Regions from separate parts of the Homo sapiens genome. Here region 1 is linked to region 2. Evidence: chromatin loops called from intact Hi-C (ENCODE). Cell type or tissue: B cell. All regions are shown on one strand. Links, peaks and the distances in the headings refer to the core of each region. The heading gives the core; the rest is flanking DNA.

What was found. Hi-C counts contacts between places; a loop is a spot of excess contacts. Peaks named below come from ENCODE experiments on the same cell type or tissue, not always from the same donor. Only the 100,000 strongest peaks of a DNase experiment are listed, where the experiment ranks them.
Region 1: a loop joins it to region 2, with 14 times the contacts of the local background. A loop is called at or near these places in 93 of 110 quality-filtered maps.

The regions. Positions count from the first base shown.
Region 1 is chr1:212,288,396-212,296,741 of GRCh38, reverse strand. The region is part of intron 1 of PPP2R5A (protein phosphatase 2 regulatory subunit B'alpha); the gene reads right to left. Among named protein-coding and RNA genes, the nearest start is that of PPP2R5A, 7.2 kb to the right of the region's middle. In B cell, for the core only: CTCF peaks have their summits at 4,842 and 5,045; a DNase peak (open chromatin) is centred at 5,071; H3K4me3 peaks cover 465 bases; H3K27ac peaks cover 765 bases.
Region 2 is chr1:212,058,720-212,067,065 of GRCh38, reverse strand. DTL (denticleless E3 ubiquitin protein ligase adapter) reads right to left here. Exons shown (of 15, transcript NM_016448.4): 6 at 4,117-4,182; 7 at 2,037-2,149; 8 at 181-254. Among named protein-coding and RNA genes, the nearest start is that of MIR3122, 15 kb to the left of the region's middle. In B cell, for the core only: CTCF peaks have their summits at 3,811 and 4,014 (motif pointing left); a DNase peak (open chromatin) is centred at 4,005.

The DNA.
Region 1 (8,346 bases), core at 314-8,313, 230 kb before region 2:
TCATTCAATAAATATAAAACAGCATTGACTATCTAAATCCTGTGTAGGAAAATATGGTCTTGGGTCTCAAAGCACTTATAGTCTAAAGACAAAAAGCAGGCACTTTAACCTTATTCAGGCAACTTGTCCCGGCATATTTTGTGCTCTCCTTCATGCACATAACAATGACATCTTATCATGCAGTGTACACAGAAGATGTTCTATAGAGTAGGGAATAGATAATCCCAATTTGGCCAGGAGACTAAGTGGCCAGCAACCCAAACTATCAATGTCTTCTTATAAGCAAATCTGAAAGTCTTGGCAGGCCAGTAAAGGTTAATGTAAAGAATACAGTTAATGTTTAGAAGACATTAGTAAAGAATATAGTTAATGTATAGAAATTAACAAATGGGCACTCTTTGATTCACATATGCAGTGATCTATTTGATATTTATAACTGGGTTTCTAAATGGCATCTCAAATTTAAAATTTCCAAAATACAACTCTGGATTTTCCCTCTATACCTGATTCCCCCTCCAGTGTACTCCTTTCTCGGTGGTGGGACACATTCCTATCCACCCAGGTGTCCAAGCTAAAGCACGTGAGAGTCATCCTTGACTCCTACACCTCTGCCTTTCCATCTCCTCCCAAACAATTCATTAACAAGGTCCTATCTAAGATATATCTCAAATGCATCTTCTTCTCTCCATCTTGGGCTACTACCCAGGCCCAAGTCACATAAAGTCTTACCTGGCTTATTAATCTCCTAACTTGTCCTCCTAAAAATCTTCTTCTGCTACAATGCATTCTCTACCCAGTAGCTATAGTAATTTTTAACTGCCAAACTTTCTGAAAGAGTTGTCCATACTTACTCACTCAGCTTTTACAATTTCTACTCATTATCCACCTTACACAAATCTCATTTCACATTATCAGTCCTCCAAACGCCTCTCAAGTCACCAATGTTGCCTAAAGACTAACCCACGGAAACTTTTCAGTTCTTACTTGACTTGTCCACAGTTATCCACTGTTACTACTTTCCCCACCCATCCCCCAGTTTTTAAAGACTCTCTTCCCCTGACAGCCTTGTCTCCACTCTCTCCTGTCTTCTTTGGCCTCCACTCCAGCTGTCTCTCTTGGCTCTTGGTTGTACCTTTTTCCCTTACCCATTATCTCAATGTTGGTATTCCTTGGAGTCTTCTCATTCTATCCATTTTCAGTGGGCAGTTGCTTCTACTTCCATTGCTCCAAATGCCACATGTAAGCCAAAGACTCTCAAATTATCTCTAGCACATTGCTCCATATCCAAATAATCCGCCTTCCTACTAGGCAGCTTCACTTCAATTTCCCATGGACACTTCGACCTGTCCAACAAAGAACCATTATCTTCTCCTCCCAAATCTAATGTCTTTTTTCCCTTTCAATAAACTGCTATCATACATCCAGTTGCCCAAGTTAGAAATGTATCATCGTTGATTGTTCCCTCTCACCAGATTTTGCCTATGATACCACCCCATCCCCACTTGGACAAGCACCTTTATCTCTTGTCTGGATTACTGTGTCAGTATCCTCACTAGTGTTACTCACTCTGATTTCCCAATACGTTCTTCATGTTACTGGCAGGTATGAATGCAATAAATTGCCTACATCCATTCTTCAACATAGCAACAAGATTACGCACTAGACCCTAAATGCTGTTCCACTTCTCTAGTGATACAGAATATACCACAGAGATATAGAATGTAACCTATATTCTAGATCACAGCTATGTAAACTGCTGGTAATTCCCAAAATATGCTATGCTCAATTACCTTTGGGTCTCCATATATTGTCTTTTGGGTGGACCTCTTAGCCCATCTATCTTGGCCTAACACCTTCTGGCCTTTTAGATGGCAGTTTACCTGTCACTTTCTCCAGGAAACTTTCCCTGATCACTCCCCTCCCCTACTAAAACGGGATTGAGTCCTTCACATACTCCCTTAACATTTTAGAGCTTATTCTTATCATGACACTGAACACATTAATTGCAACTGCCTGCTTACAAGTCTGTATTCACCAACTATAAACTCCTAAAGACATTAAATTTAAAAGAAAAAGCATTCATTGTTTTCACTTTACTAAGTTTTAATCTCTGCAGCGGTTCACCAAAATTTTATGCACTATGGAAAACCAAAGAAAGGAAAAGATTTCTGTACTAGATTTTTGAAAATAAAGTGTGTGTCTAATTTCACAGCAAACAAAATATTTTGCCACTGACCAATTTAAAGAAGAATGGTAGGGCACGTTTTTGTTGTTGTTTTTGTTTGTTTTAATAAAATTAGAAACATTCCTACAGAAGTTATGTCTTATTTTACTTTTAACTTCAATAGATATTTTTCTTCAGAAAAGCCTGTCTGAAAAGTTGTTTTAAAAATCTACCCAGTTTTGCTAATTAAAATTCAGGAGTTATAACAAAAACTGTCTCACCTTTTTCCCTTTTTCACTTTTATCAATTTAGAGGCAGGGGATTAACAATGAGTTCAAATAACCATTGACTTATGGTAATAGCTGTAATTATGGAATATCCTTGATACAATGTGAAACAAAGGCAAAACCAATTAGACAAAATATACAATTTTTTAAAATCTGCGTTCTGCTGAAAAAAAATATACAATTTTAGATTTGATACTACTGAACTGCAAGTTCTAAGCCATTTAAAAATTCTTGTTTCAGGTATTCAACCTCTTTTAGCTATTATCTAAATGGTTTATTCATTAACTAAGCAAAACCTGAGAGAATAAGGGTTTTAAAACCCTGTACTTTCCTCCCTACCTTAAAGAAAACTTCTCTGATGAAATGGCAAGATATTTATTAGAATAACAAGAGTGAAATCAATTCCCAACAGAGGCTAAACCAGAATGACTTCTGAGATCCCATTCAGCACTGGAAAGCTCAACTAGATATAACATCACAGTAAGGTTATATAGTAGCGGCAATTAGCATCACCATTCCAGTAGGAGGAGTGTGTTTCCAAGAAATCCCTTGTCTTCAGTATCCAAGTTAGACTACCCCCACCAAAAAAAAAAAAATTCCAGTATGTTTCTTCAGCAAACCCAATCAAAATTACAGGATTTCTAAAATTCTTCATTACTTACTTAAAAGTCCCACATAAATAAAATCCTTCAGGTAACAGTTCAAAAAGACAGATATAAAAACTAGGCTTGAAACTGCTTATTAGTCAACATCCTGCTCAGAGAAGTAGAGTTTATTTTGCATAATCCCAGTCTGTCATACAAAACTCTTTCAGCAAAGCATTTAGATTCCTTGTTACATAATAATACACTAAAAGTATTATATATTTCAAATCTGTTCCTTTTACCTCCTTCAAGGACATCCTTATAAAGAAAGATTGCATCTTAAACTTAGAAATTACTGCAAACAAATTGTTTCAGTTATTTTATACACACATGTCCATGTCTAGGAGTCAACCCAGTATTACTTTTCCTCACAAATCTTATACAATAACTTTCATAGCAACAAATCAATCAATAATGTTACATGTCACTCATACTGGTCATTGGCAAAATACAAATAATCTTTTGTTTTAAACCTACATTTACTATTTACTACCAAGATATTAAGGACCCAGAATTCATTTACTTTAAATCAAGCTTGTCCAACCCACCTTATTTTGTTGTTGTTGTTCTGTTTCGTTTTGTTTTAGGCTTTTAGCATCCTGAAGCCATGGTTTTTAGTTTCTGTCTCTAGTGATAAGCAGAAAAGAAGGACGAGGAAGGGGCTTTACTGGCACAACCAAAAACAGAAACTAAGAACCCATGATTGTATTCTCTCCCTTGGATTCCCCTGTTTTAAATAATCCTGAACCAGTTTTAGGCATAAATATATTAAAACCAAAAAACTGGGTGAGGCAGTGATTCACATCTGTAATCCCAGCTTTTGGGAAGCCAAAGACGGAGGATCACATGAGGCCAGGAGTTCAAGACCAGCCAGGACAACATAGCGAGAACTTGTCTGTACAAGAATAAAAATAAAAAACTTAGCTGGGTGTGGCAGCACACACCTGTAGTCCTAGCTACTTGGGACAATTGCCTGAGCCCAGAAGTTTGAGGCTGCAGTAAGTTACAATTGTGCCACTACACTCCAGCCTGGGTGATAGAGCAAGACCCTGTCTCAAAAAAATATGGAAAACCAAAAAACAAAACAGAAAAGAATCAACATCTGGTAGATAGCACCAAACATCACTAAAAGCAGCACAATCTAAAGGGGAAGGAGTGACTATAAGACAACCAACATATAATTTCTTCATCAAAACACTGACTCTGTCTCTATGACCACATTATGCACAAAATACTGTATTTGGTACCATAACAGGATTTGAAAAAACAGATAATGACTCTGCTTTCACAGAAAAATTCACCATCTCATTCTGGAGAGAGAGCATCACAACATAACAACTGAAAAGCCACCCAAACAACAAATCAACTAACAGAAGTATTATTCAAACCAGTTACCAGAAAAGACAAAGACAAAATAGGAATATGGAATATAAGCAGCCCTGAGTTCTCACTGCCCTGCCTTCGATAAAAAGTTGTGGTCAAGATTAAGTTAGATGATAGACACGAAAACACTCTGGAGAAAAACATTTCTTAATGTGAAATAAAAATAAGGCATGACCAAAAACGCAGTAAAGTTCAAGAATAGTTCCTTTGTTCAATATCTTGTATTTAACATATACAATGGTAGTATCAGGCCTAGATCTTCAAGAAACAGAACAGTGTTGTGAGCATACAGAGGAAACTAGTTTTACATCCCAAAGTGGTTGAAATCATTACTTATTATCCTGAATGATGGGATTAAAATTAGGCAAACCTCTATCACATGTTCTCGATTTTACCTGCCAGCTCCAAAAATCACAGAGAAAAGAAAACTGACCACCCTACATCAAATAATAGTTGGGCTTTAATTATGGTAATGACAATAAACCAGTAGAATCATCCCATCATACCTAAACTCCAGAATCTAATGGCAGTATCTCCCCTTCAGGAAAGCAGCTAATAAGCTATAGGGGGCAGCAAAGTTAAGAGAGTGAAATGTAAATAGCAGGAGGTGAAGCCAGGGCAGGAAATGTTAATAGGCTGGGTAATGAACCATGAGTATCAGAGAGAAAAGGACGAAGTCTCAATTAATGAATTAAATCAATAGACAGACAATGCTAACCCGGTGATTCTCAATCCTGGCTGCGCGTTAGAATCACCCTGGGAGCTTTTAAAAATACTGTAAGTGGATTTTACCTTAGGCCAATTAATTTACAATCTCTTAGGGATGTGCCCAGGTATTGATTTTTTGTTTTGTTTTGTTTTGTTTTAAACTCTCCAGGTATAGGCCGGGTGCAGTGGCTCACGCCTGTAATCCCATAACTTTGGGAGGCCAAGGCAGGCAGAACACCTGGGGTCAGGAGTTCAAAACCAGCCTGACCAGCCATGGCAAAACCCCTATCTCTCCTAAAAATACAAAAATTAGCTTGGCATGGTGGTGCATGCAAGAGAATCGCTTGAACCTGGGAGGCAGAGGTGGCAGTGAGCCGAGAGATCGTGCCACTGCACTCTAGCCTGGGGACACAGCGAGACTCAGTCTGAAAAAAAATAAAATAAAATAAAATAAATGACCTCTCCAAGTATAGCCAGGATTGGGAACCACAGTGCTAAACACATAAAAACAAACTAGTCTTTATCCCCAGCTTTTTACAAAAATCTAACTTTTAAAAATGAAACACAAAAATCTAAATGTGTTATTTCTGTTAGTAAACCTGTCTTTGAAATCCAAGGCAGCAATAACTCCTTAAAGACTAATTCATCTTTGTTATTTTATCAAGAGAAAAATGTTATTCTTGCAGGTGAAAATGGCTAAACTGAAGTTGAAAGGAATGAGTCATCACTGATGCAGGAAGACAATTTAAATCTACTGTTTACATGACAGTAACATACTACAATGGTTGCATTATTTTACCAAATACATTTTATTGGATTAGCACTTTATTCAGTTAGACACTTCATAAAATAATCCACAATTAACAATCAGATAAGGTAATAAAATGGAGAGGAGGAAGAGATGATCCTAAACAGGAATTCTAAAGATGTTAAAATGGGTTTAAATAGAAAAGTTTTTCCTTTATGTGAGGACTAGCAGTGAACACTTTATTTAGCAATTTCTCTTAAGAATATCCTAAAAATGTTTTAAATTTTTTAAAAATAAATCTTCCAGAAGAGATATCTCAGAAAATAGTCCTAAAATGACTAAAATGTTATTTCCTTTTGTAAACAATTTTCTTAACATCTTCAGATGAATTTGAACTCTCCTCTAGTGCCATCCCAACTGTGTTTAGATGGAATGATAGTAACTTTGAGAAGATCTATAAACCTTAAAAGTTGAGTGAGTAGTACGGTTTTCTCTCCACAAAAAGGTTTAGCTATAGAACTTAAGATAATGTCAGTGTTCTTGTTCCACAATTACCTTAGATCACCTACTTTAGAAAACACACACATTTTTCCCCCTAAAGGTAAGGAAGCACTGCAATCAACACCACTATTACTGGCCTCAATACCTCTAGTGGGACACAGTTGCTAAGAATGGACCAACAAAGAATCTTGAGTGCTACTTGGGAAAGTTTTACCTCTTCTGAAGGGGACTTCAATCTCAAAGCCAGTTTCAGCCTATCTTGCTATTTATTTCCCGGCTGTCTCCTAAGATGACTGCACATCTATATAATTCTACTGGTTAGGTTGATTTCTTCGCTTGGTAAAAAAATCTTATCACAGCTTTTAATGTTTTAAAGAGTCTGACTTAATCCTATTTCCATTTCTACACTCGTGCTGAAAGATGTTGCAGCTGCACTTCAGATCACATAAATCATATCTGAAAACTGATTATAAATAAAATCACTTTAAATACACTAGGAAAGTTTACCATTTAAGTAAGTAATCCTATTAATAATCCTTCATTTAAAAATATTTTTAATCTGGATTTTCAAATATTTAAGAGAATGGGAACTAACATTCTTTGCCTATTTTTAGGCACTTAAATTATTCCCCTTAATCCCCACAGGCCTGGGGAGATTTGTATTATCCCCATTTTACAGATAAGGAAAACGACTTAGAAAGATTAAAAATTTACCTTTGACCCAGGACTAACCCCAGAGACCCAACTCTATCACACTGCTTCAAATTTACATAAAACAGTTAACAGCACAAATACTGAAATCATTTGACCTAGGTCCCAGTGTCAGCTGCAACATCATCCAGATAAGTAATCACAGGCCAGAAACTATTCTTTTTAGGCCTCAACTTTCTCATCAATAAAATGGGAATACTGACCTTGCAAAAAGTTCAGGGATGACCCAATGAATAGGATGTTTGTAAAAATACAATGAGCCATGGATTATCAAACAACAGTATTACCCTTACTTACTAGGTGTGAAAAAGCAGGAGATACACAGGGATTAAGGGTTACATATCTTTGGATTGTTTCACTTGGTATGAACAATACTGTTTTATAATTTAAGAAAATTTTTAAGGTAAAATAATTTTAAAATGCTAAAATGTTATATAAATGTAAGGCATCAACTACTTTACCAAACCAAGCCTTCCAGAATCTTAAACAAAATAGGTTAGACTGAAAAGCCTTTTAACAAGGCTTGTTGTTTATTAAATACTTTCAATTATAAAACAATTTATTCTGAACATTTTTGCCATTAAAATCCCACAACCCACTTACTAAATTATTTTGCACAAATACTTCTTACAGGTGAAAAGGCTGGATTATTTTGTTAATCCTTACTATGGTTTGAGGAAAACTAGTTGGCACCTTTCCAGTTCAGATGCATGTGGTCAAAGTAACATAAGCAGGCTGGTATGAAACTTAAAAGATCTTGGAGTCCATGGATATCTGAATCACTCCACAGTAAGATGGTATTTCAGAGGAGGAAGAAAATTCTTTCTTTCATACACATACTAAAGGGCTTTCCATGTTTTTGTGAAGGCCACAAATGGAAAAAACTACCACTGGCAGAAAAAACACAACACTGTGGTATCAAGTACACTGCCAAAGTTCCAATTGAAGCAATTGAATGTTGGTGTTTTTTTTTTAAATCACTTGCAAGCATTTTGGCATCTGGAGTAAAAGAAGTTGTTCCTATTAGTTTGTAATCCAAGTAAGGGTCTTATTTCCTCAATTAAATTTGCATAAATTTATCCTGAATACATAATTTTCCTTATGATGAATACTGTATTTTCATGCAAATATCTACAATTAATGTAAAGTTCCAATTTACTTTCTTCTTTACTAGTGACCAAATACTATATGGCACCTTCA
Region 2 (8,346 bases), core at 100-8,099:
AGCAAGAGTCCTTCAACTAGGTATTTTCCAATGTGATCTATAGCTCCTTTCCTCAGTTGGGGTACTTGCTATGTTGACAGTTGAAAGCACACACATTCAATTATAATGAGACTATGTGACTGCCTCATCACAATCTCATAAAAAAGATCTCGTCGGAAGAAAAAAGAAATAGACTCTTACCCATCCACAGCTCCTGCTGAGACTAAGGTATTCTCGTCTTGAAAGAGGACCACAGTAACACTTTGCTGGAAATCCTGATAGCACAAGAAAAGAAGAAGATTCTATCTTGGGCATCATAATCTTTACCATCAAGGGAACAAGGTGCTAAAAAACGACTTTTCTCCCCAGACTGACTTAGATGAAGTCTTGTCTAATGATCTCGATCAGATATATATGCTGACCAAGAGGTAATTTTAGCAAGGATCATTAAGTTTTAGTATACAGTGTTAATATTTCAACTTATACTCAAAAAACAAACTGGTGACTAAAAGATTTTGCTCGTCTGAGCCTACTGCATCTACTTAGACTCAGCCCTACTAATATGCTGTGTGTATCCTTAGGAAACTTATTTAACTTTCTTGTGCCAGTTTAATCTCTAAAATGTTGCTGTCTACCTAGATTATCATATAGGAGTATCAAAAGAATTATGAATAAAAGATTATTTCATGCCCTGAAAAAGAGGCCCAGTGGAGTCGTACCTCCTAATTGCTATTACTTAACAAGTTATCTTGGCTCAGAACCAGATTAAATGTCTGAAATGCTACTCGTTTTAACTTCATATGGCCTCTACTATCTGCTTCCATTCATGCTTGTGTCCTGTTCACGGTGTATAGTTTTAAGTCTTAATGTCTTAGCAGTCATACTTCCCCCAAAATATTAACTTGTACCCTACACACCAGGAATATGAAAAAAAAATTACATTAAAGTGAGAAAAAGGGCAATTTTTTAAAGAAAAAGGATATATTATGGGCATTGTTTGAGCTCTGACTGTAAGTTATTAGAGTGGTACTATGTTCTACCCATGTGTTTCTCAATATATTTAACAATATTTTGTCAAATGCTTAAAAATAAGCTGGCCAGGCGTGGTGGCTCACATCGGTAATCCCAGCACTTTGGGAGGCTCACGAGGTCAGGAGATTGAGGCTATCCTGGCTAACACGGTGAAACCCCGTCTCTACTAAAAAAACAAAAAATTAGCTGGGCGTGGTGGTGGGCACCTGTAGTCCCAGCTACTTGGGAGGCTGAGGCAGGAGAATGGTGTGAACCTGGGAGGCGGTGCTTGCAGTGAGCCAAGATTGCGCCACTGCACTCCAGCCTGGGTGACAGAGCGAGACTCTGTCTCAAAACAAAAAACATATTTTTCTGTAGTTTGTATTACGAAAACAACAGGTATTCTTTCCCCTTAGAAAACTGCATCACAGTACTTAATATGCTTCTTCAAACTACTCCTCCCCCACTTTTCCTAATGAATTCCACTATACTATAGGGGTGTGTTTGTGTGTGTGTGTTTGTGTCTGTGTGTGTAGAGAGATTTTTAGGGATGAGTAAGGTGAATTTTCAACATGTGCCTCAGGCAACTCTGATGCACACAGTATTTGAAGTGATGGCTATCTCAATTACCCTGATTTGATCATTATACATAGTGTACCCCCCAAAATATGTAAAATTATGTTATCAATTTTTTAAAATGTAGATATTGAAATTGTAAAAAAAAAAACCACTTTCTGCTTAATGGCATGAGACAACATCTTATGTTTAATTCAATCTAATTCTTTAAAACCAAAATAAATTTAAAGATATTTATCAACGAGGCTACATATATTTTAATTCCATCAATAATATAGGTAAATGGCATTATAATTCAGAAGAACCAAAAATTAAAATTTGAGAACCACAAATGTAGGTACTGAATAAGCAATAAACCACTGATATCAAATGAGAATCATGAAGATTCTCATTCACTTAATCAATAGCCTCCCATTTATTCTATCCTACAGATAAGATCTGCACACATGTATACATCTGTAAAACCTTACCACAGAAGGAGCAAGTCCTTTTGAATTCTGTTTCTTCTTGGGTTTTGAAGGGGTTTGCTTGTCTGAGGTATTGTGAGCTCCACTGATTTGATTCACTTGCCTATAAAACCCATCTGAAAGATATTCCAAGGAAATTTAGGTTTCAGGATTCTTACATGCTGAATATAACATGTGTAAATAAAACTTCAATATTAAGTAATTTTTGACCAAGTTGGTGAAATTAGAAGCCAGCAGAGCCAGCTGCACTACATCTCCTGTGGTGAGACTATAATGTATAAAAAGGGAGAGATGTTTATAACAGCTTTAATAATTGCCAAAACTTGGAAACAACCAAGATGTCCTTCAGTAGGTGAATGGATAAACTTTGGTTCATCCAGACAATGGAATATTATTCAGCACTGGAAAGAAATGAGCTTGATAAAGCCATAAAATGACATGGAGGAAATGTGACTGGGGGAAGTAATAAGATCAGTGGTTGCCAGGGCTTAGAGGGAGGTAGGGATGAATAACTGGAGCACAGAGGATTTCTAGAGTAGTGAAACTATTGTGTATGATGCTACAATGGTGGACGCACGTCATTACACATTTGTCAATATCCACAGAATGTGTAATACTAAGAATATATAACACTGATGTAAATTATAAACTCTGAGTGACAGCATGTGTTGACATAGGTTAACTGATTATAACAAATGTACCACTCAGGCACAGGATGTTGTCAGTGGGGAAGTCTGTGTGTGGGCAGGGCAGGGGCTATATGGGAACTCTCTGTACTTTCTGCTCAGTTTTGCTGTGAACCTAAAACTGCTCTACAAAATAAGGTTTATTAAAATTTTTCTAAATAATTTTATTATTTATTTCAAAATAGCTAGAAGAATGGGAGGCTGAGGCAGGCAGATTGCCTGAGGTCAGGAGTTCCAGATCAGCCTGGCCAACATGGTGAAATCCTGTCTGTACTAAAAATACATAACTAGCTGGGAGTGGTGGCATGCACCTGTAATCCCAGCTACTTGAGAGGCTGAGGTAGGAGAATTACTTGAACCCAGGAGGCGGAGGTTGCAGCGAGATGAGATCACGCCACTGCACTCCAGCCTGGGTGACAGAGTGAGACTCCGTCTCCAAAAAAAAAAAAAACAAGAAACAAAAAACCAGAAGAGAAGAATTGTAATGTTCCCAACACAAAGAAAAGATAAATGTTTGAGGTGATGGATATCCCAATTATCCTGATTTGATCATTTCATGTTCTATATATGTATCAAGATATCACATATACCCCTGAAAATATGTAGAACTATGTTACCAATTTTTTAAAATGCAGACACAAAAAAAAATTTTAATAAATTAACTAAAAGTGAACAGTGAGATAATCATCGTCTGCTTAATAGCATCATGAGACAACCATGAGCTTATGTTTAATTCAATCTAATTCTTTAAAATCAGGCTGGGCCTGGTGACTCACGCCTGTAATTTCAGCACTTTGGGAGGCCAGGGTGGGCAGATCACTTGAGGTCAGGAGTTTGAGACCAGCCTGGCCAACATAGTGAAACCCCATTTCTATTAAAAAAATACAAAAATTAGCCAGGCATGGTGGCGGGTGGCTGTAATCCCAGCTACTCAGGAGGCTGAGCTAGAGGAATTGCTGGAACCCAGCGGGTGGGGAGTGCAGTGAGCCAAGTTCACGCCACTGCACTCCAGCCTGGGTGACAGAGACTCCATCTCAAAAAAAAAAAAAATAATAATAATAAAATAAAAAAAATTCTTAAAAACCAAAATAAAGACATTTACCAGTGAGGCTGCGTATTAATATTTTTAAGTCCATCAATAATGTGGGTAAATGGCATTATAATTCAGAAGACAATATGAGATAAATACATGAGTGTAATACTTGTAACAGTGACACTCATGTATTTATCACTCAGGACACTCAGTGAAGATCCTGAGATCTGGAACAGTGAGCAGAAATGGGAAATTATGAGTACATGCCCCCTGGTGGTAATCAGATGAAATCACTAACTCTTTCACTCAAAATTAAGTACAGGGTAATCCCAAATCTCTCAAAATTAAAATAGATCTAGATAACCTTTTTTGTTGCACCTGGTATCCCAGACCATAATGTTGCCATCTCTTCCACCCGTACAGAATACAGCTGTGGGGAAATAAACAGATTATTAAGAGGTTAACAAAACCAGTCAATGACACATATATTTCAGTTTACATTTTGTAGACTATCTATTATGTGCTAGGTACTGTATCTGTCACTGGAGATCAAACATTTAAAAATATATGGCTCAATAACAAATAGGAAAAAGGATTATGAAGAGCTTGAGATGCTAATGTTGAACCAAAACTTCATAGAATCACCCCTCTGTAAATTTTTTAAAACCCATATAAAATATATAGTACAGTTGTAATAAGAATAACAATCAAGAGTCAAAATACAGAGTGCTTCTTATTCTAAATGTTAGCTACTATCCCGCGTGTTTTATAAAAATTATCTCAATCCTTGCTATCAACCTTATTAGGTAAGTACCAAGAGAGGCACAGAGAGGATAAGTAACTTGTAAAGGTATTCCTGGCAGTATGAATCCAGAGCTTACACTCCAAACCTCTAAACTGTATTGGCTCAGTATAAAAATATGGACCAGATCCATATGAAGTTTGTTAAAGAGGTTGCCTGGGATGCAATGGGATTGGAAAAGGCACTATAGGAGAACTTCAATTTATCTGTAATGTTTTATTCTTTAAAATTAAGCCAGAAAAAAACCCTGCTTCCTGTGTGAAAGAGTGAGCACTTAAACTAATCCACTTGCATTAGTTGTACATGGGATAAAACACAAAAACAGCTACCTGAGGGCTCTGTGGAAACTGAATGAAAACATGCAATTTTTCTTACTGATACATAGTATTTTACATATTTATGGGGTATATGTGATATTTTGATGCCTGCATAGAATGTGTTATGATCAAGTCAGGGTATCTGGGGTATCCATCACCTTGTATTCATCATTTCTATGTGCTGGGAACATTTTAAGTTCTCTCTTCTAGCTGCTTGAAATATACAATAATTTGTAAGGTGACAATAGTCAGGTATCGAACAATGGAACTTACACCTTCTATCTAACTTTATGCTTGTATCCATCAAGCAACCTTTCTTCATTCCCCCCTCACACCCACTCACTTTCCAGCCTCTGGTTATTTATCATTCTACTCTCTACCTCCATGATACTGTTTTAGCACCCACATATAAATGGGAACATGTGAAATTTATCTTTTGTGCCTGGCTTGTTTAACATAATGTTGATGTGAATGACATTTCCTTATGGCCAAATAGTATTCAATTGTGTATATACTACATTTTTAAAAACTCTATTTGTTCGTTAATAGACAGGTTGATTCCATATCTTGGCTATTGTGAATAGTGCTGCAACAATGTGACTGCAGTTATTCCTTTGATATACTGTTTGTCTTTGAATCAATACCCAATAATGAGACTGCTAGATCAATGGTAATTCTATTTGTTTTTTTTTTTTTGAGAAATCTTACTGTTTTCCATAGTGACTGGACTAATTTACATTTCCACCAACAGTGTACAAGAGTTCTCTTTTCTCCACATCCTTGCCAGCATGTTTTGTTTAATAATAGCCATTCTAACTGGGTTAAGATGATATCTCACTGTGGTTATTAGTCATGTTGAGCAGTTTTTCACATACCTGTTGGCCATTTGTATGTCTTCTTTCGCGAAATGTCTATTCATGGTCTTTGCCTACTTTTTTTTTTTTTTTGAGACAGGATCTCACTCTATCACTCAGGCTGGAGTACAGCGATGTAATCACCGCTCAGGGCTCAGTGATCCTCTCATCTCAGCCCCACCAAGTAGCTGGGACTACAGTAGTACACCACCATGCCCAGTTAATTTTTTTGTATTTCTTTGTAGAGACAGTTTTGGCACATTGCCCAGTCTGTGTTTGCCTACTTTTTAATATTTTGTCTTTTCTACTGTTGAGTTGTTCGAGTTCCTTGTATACATTCTACATATTATTCCCTTATCAGATAAATAGTTTGCAAATACTTCCCATTCAAAAAGTTTTGGCATGCAGAAGCTTTTTAGTTTAGTATAGTCTAGTTTATCTATTTGTTCTTGTTGTCTGTGCTTTTGAGTTCTTGGCCAGCCATAAAATCTTTGCCTAAACCAATATCCTGAAGTGTTTTCCCTATGTTTTCTTCTAGTAGTTCTATTGTTTCAGGTCTTACATTTAAGTCTTTATACTCCATCTTGATTTTTTTTTTTTTTTTTTGAGACTGAGTCTCACTGTGTCAACCAGGGTGGAGTGCAGTGGTGCTATCTTGGCTCATTGCAATTTCTGCCTCCTGTGCTCAAGCGATTCTCATGCCTCAGCCTTCCAAGCAGCTGGGACTACAGGCGCGCCTACCACGTCAAGCTAATTTTTTGTATTTTAGTAGAGGTGGGGTTTTGCCATGTTGCCCAGGCTGGTCTTGAACTCCTGAGCTCAGGCAATCCACCTGCCTTGGCCTCCCAAAGTGCTAGGATTACAGGCATGAGCCCCATGTCTGGCCTATCTTGATTTTCTTTAATATAGTGAGATAGAGGTACAGTTTCATTCTTCTGCATGTGGATACCCAGTTTTCCCAGCACCGTTTATTGTAGGTTCTTGGCACCTTTATTGAAAATCAATTGGCTGTAAATATATGGATTTATTTCTGAATTCTCTATTCTGTTCCATTGGTCTCTGTGTCTGTTTTTATGCCATGCTGTTTTAGTTATTATATTAGCTATATTCTTTTTGCTTAGGATTGCTTTGGCATTTGGGTTCTTTTTGGCTCCACATAAATTTTAAGATTGTTCTTTCTACTTCTGTGAAAAATGATGTTGGTATTTTGATGGGGATTGCACTGAATCTGTAGATTGCTTGGGGTAGTATGGCCATTTTAAAAATAATAATTTTTTCCCATCCATGAGCATGAGGTCTCTTTCCATTTGTCTCCTCTTCAATTTCTTTGATCGGTTTCATACTTTTCCTTATAGAGGTCTTTCACCTCTTTGGCTAAATTTATTCCTAAGTGTTTTATTTTTTTGTAGCTATTGTAAATGGGATTGCCTTCCTGATTTCTCTCTCAGCTAATTCATTATTGATGTATAGAAATGCTATTTTTTTTGTATGTTGATTTTGTATTCTGCAACTTTTAATGAATTTATCAGATCTGAGGTTTTTTTTTTTTTTTTTTTTTTTTGTAGAGTCTTTAAGTTTTTCTAGATATAAGATCATAACATCAGCCAAGGAAAATACAACTTCTTTTCCAGTTTGGATACTTTTTACTTCTTTCTCTGGCCTGATTGCTCTGGGTAGAACTTCCAGTACCATGTTGAATAGGAGTGGTGAAAAGCGTGCGTCCTTGTCTTGTTCCAGTTCTCAAGGGAAAGGCTTCCAGCTTTTTTCGATTCAGTGTGGTGTTAACTGTGAGTCTGTCATATACAGCCTTTTTATGTTGAGATATGTTCCTTCCATGCCTAGTTGGTTGAGTTTTTTAATTCGGAGGAGATGCTGAATTTTATCGAATTATTTTTCTCTATCTACTAAAATGATCATATGGTTTTTGTCCTTCATTCTGTTGATGACGTATGTATCATGTTTATTGATTTGTCTATATTGAGCTATTCTTGCATTCCTGGGATAAATCCCACTTGATCATGGTGTATTTTTTTTTTTTAATGTGCTGTTGAATTCAGTTTGCTAGTATTCTGTTGAGGATTTTTGCATCTATGTCCGTATGTTCTGTAGTTTTTTTGTGTGTGTCCTTGTGCTTGTCTGGTTTTGGTATCAGAATAATGCTGGCCTTGTAGAATGAGTTAGGGAGAATTCCCATCCTTTTCAATTTTTGGAATAGTTTGAGAACTGGTGTTAGTTCTTTAAAAGTTTGGTAGAATTCAGCAGTGAAGCCATCTGGTCCTGAACTTTTCTTTGTTGGAAGACTTTTTATTATTGCTTTGATCTTGTTACTATTGATTTGATCAGGTTTCCTAGTTCTTTCTGATTCAGTCTTGGTAGGTTGCATGTGTCCTGTAATCTATCCATTTCCTCTAGGTTTTCTAGTTAGTGTATAGTTGTACACAATAGTTTCTGATGATCTTTTGTATTTCTGTATTATCAGTTGCAATGTTTCCTTTTTCATTTCTGATTTTATTTAAGACCATCTTTCTTTTTTTTCGTGGTTAGTCTAGCAAGTACCTTATTGATTTTGTTTATCTTTTCCAAAAACCAACCTTTTGTTTTGTTGACCCTTTTTCTTGTTT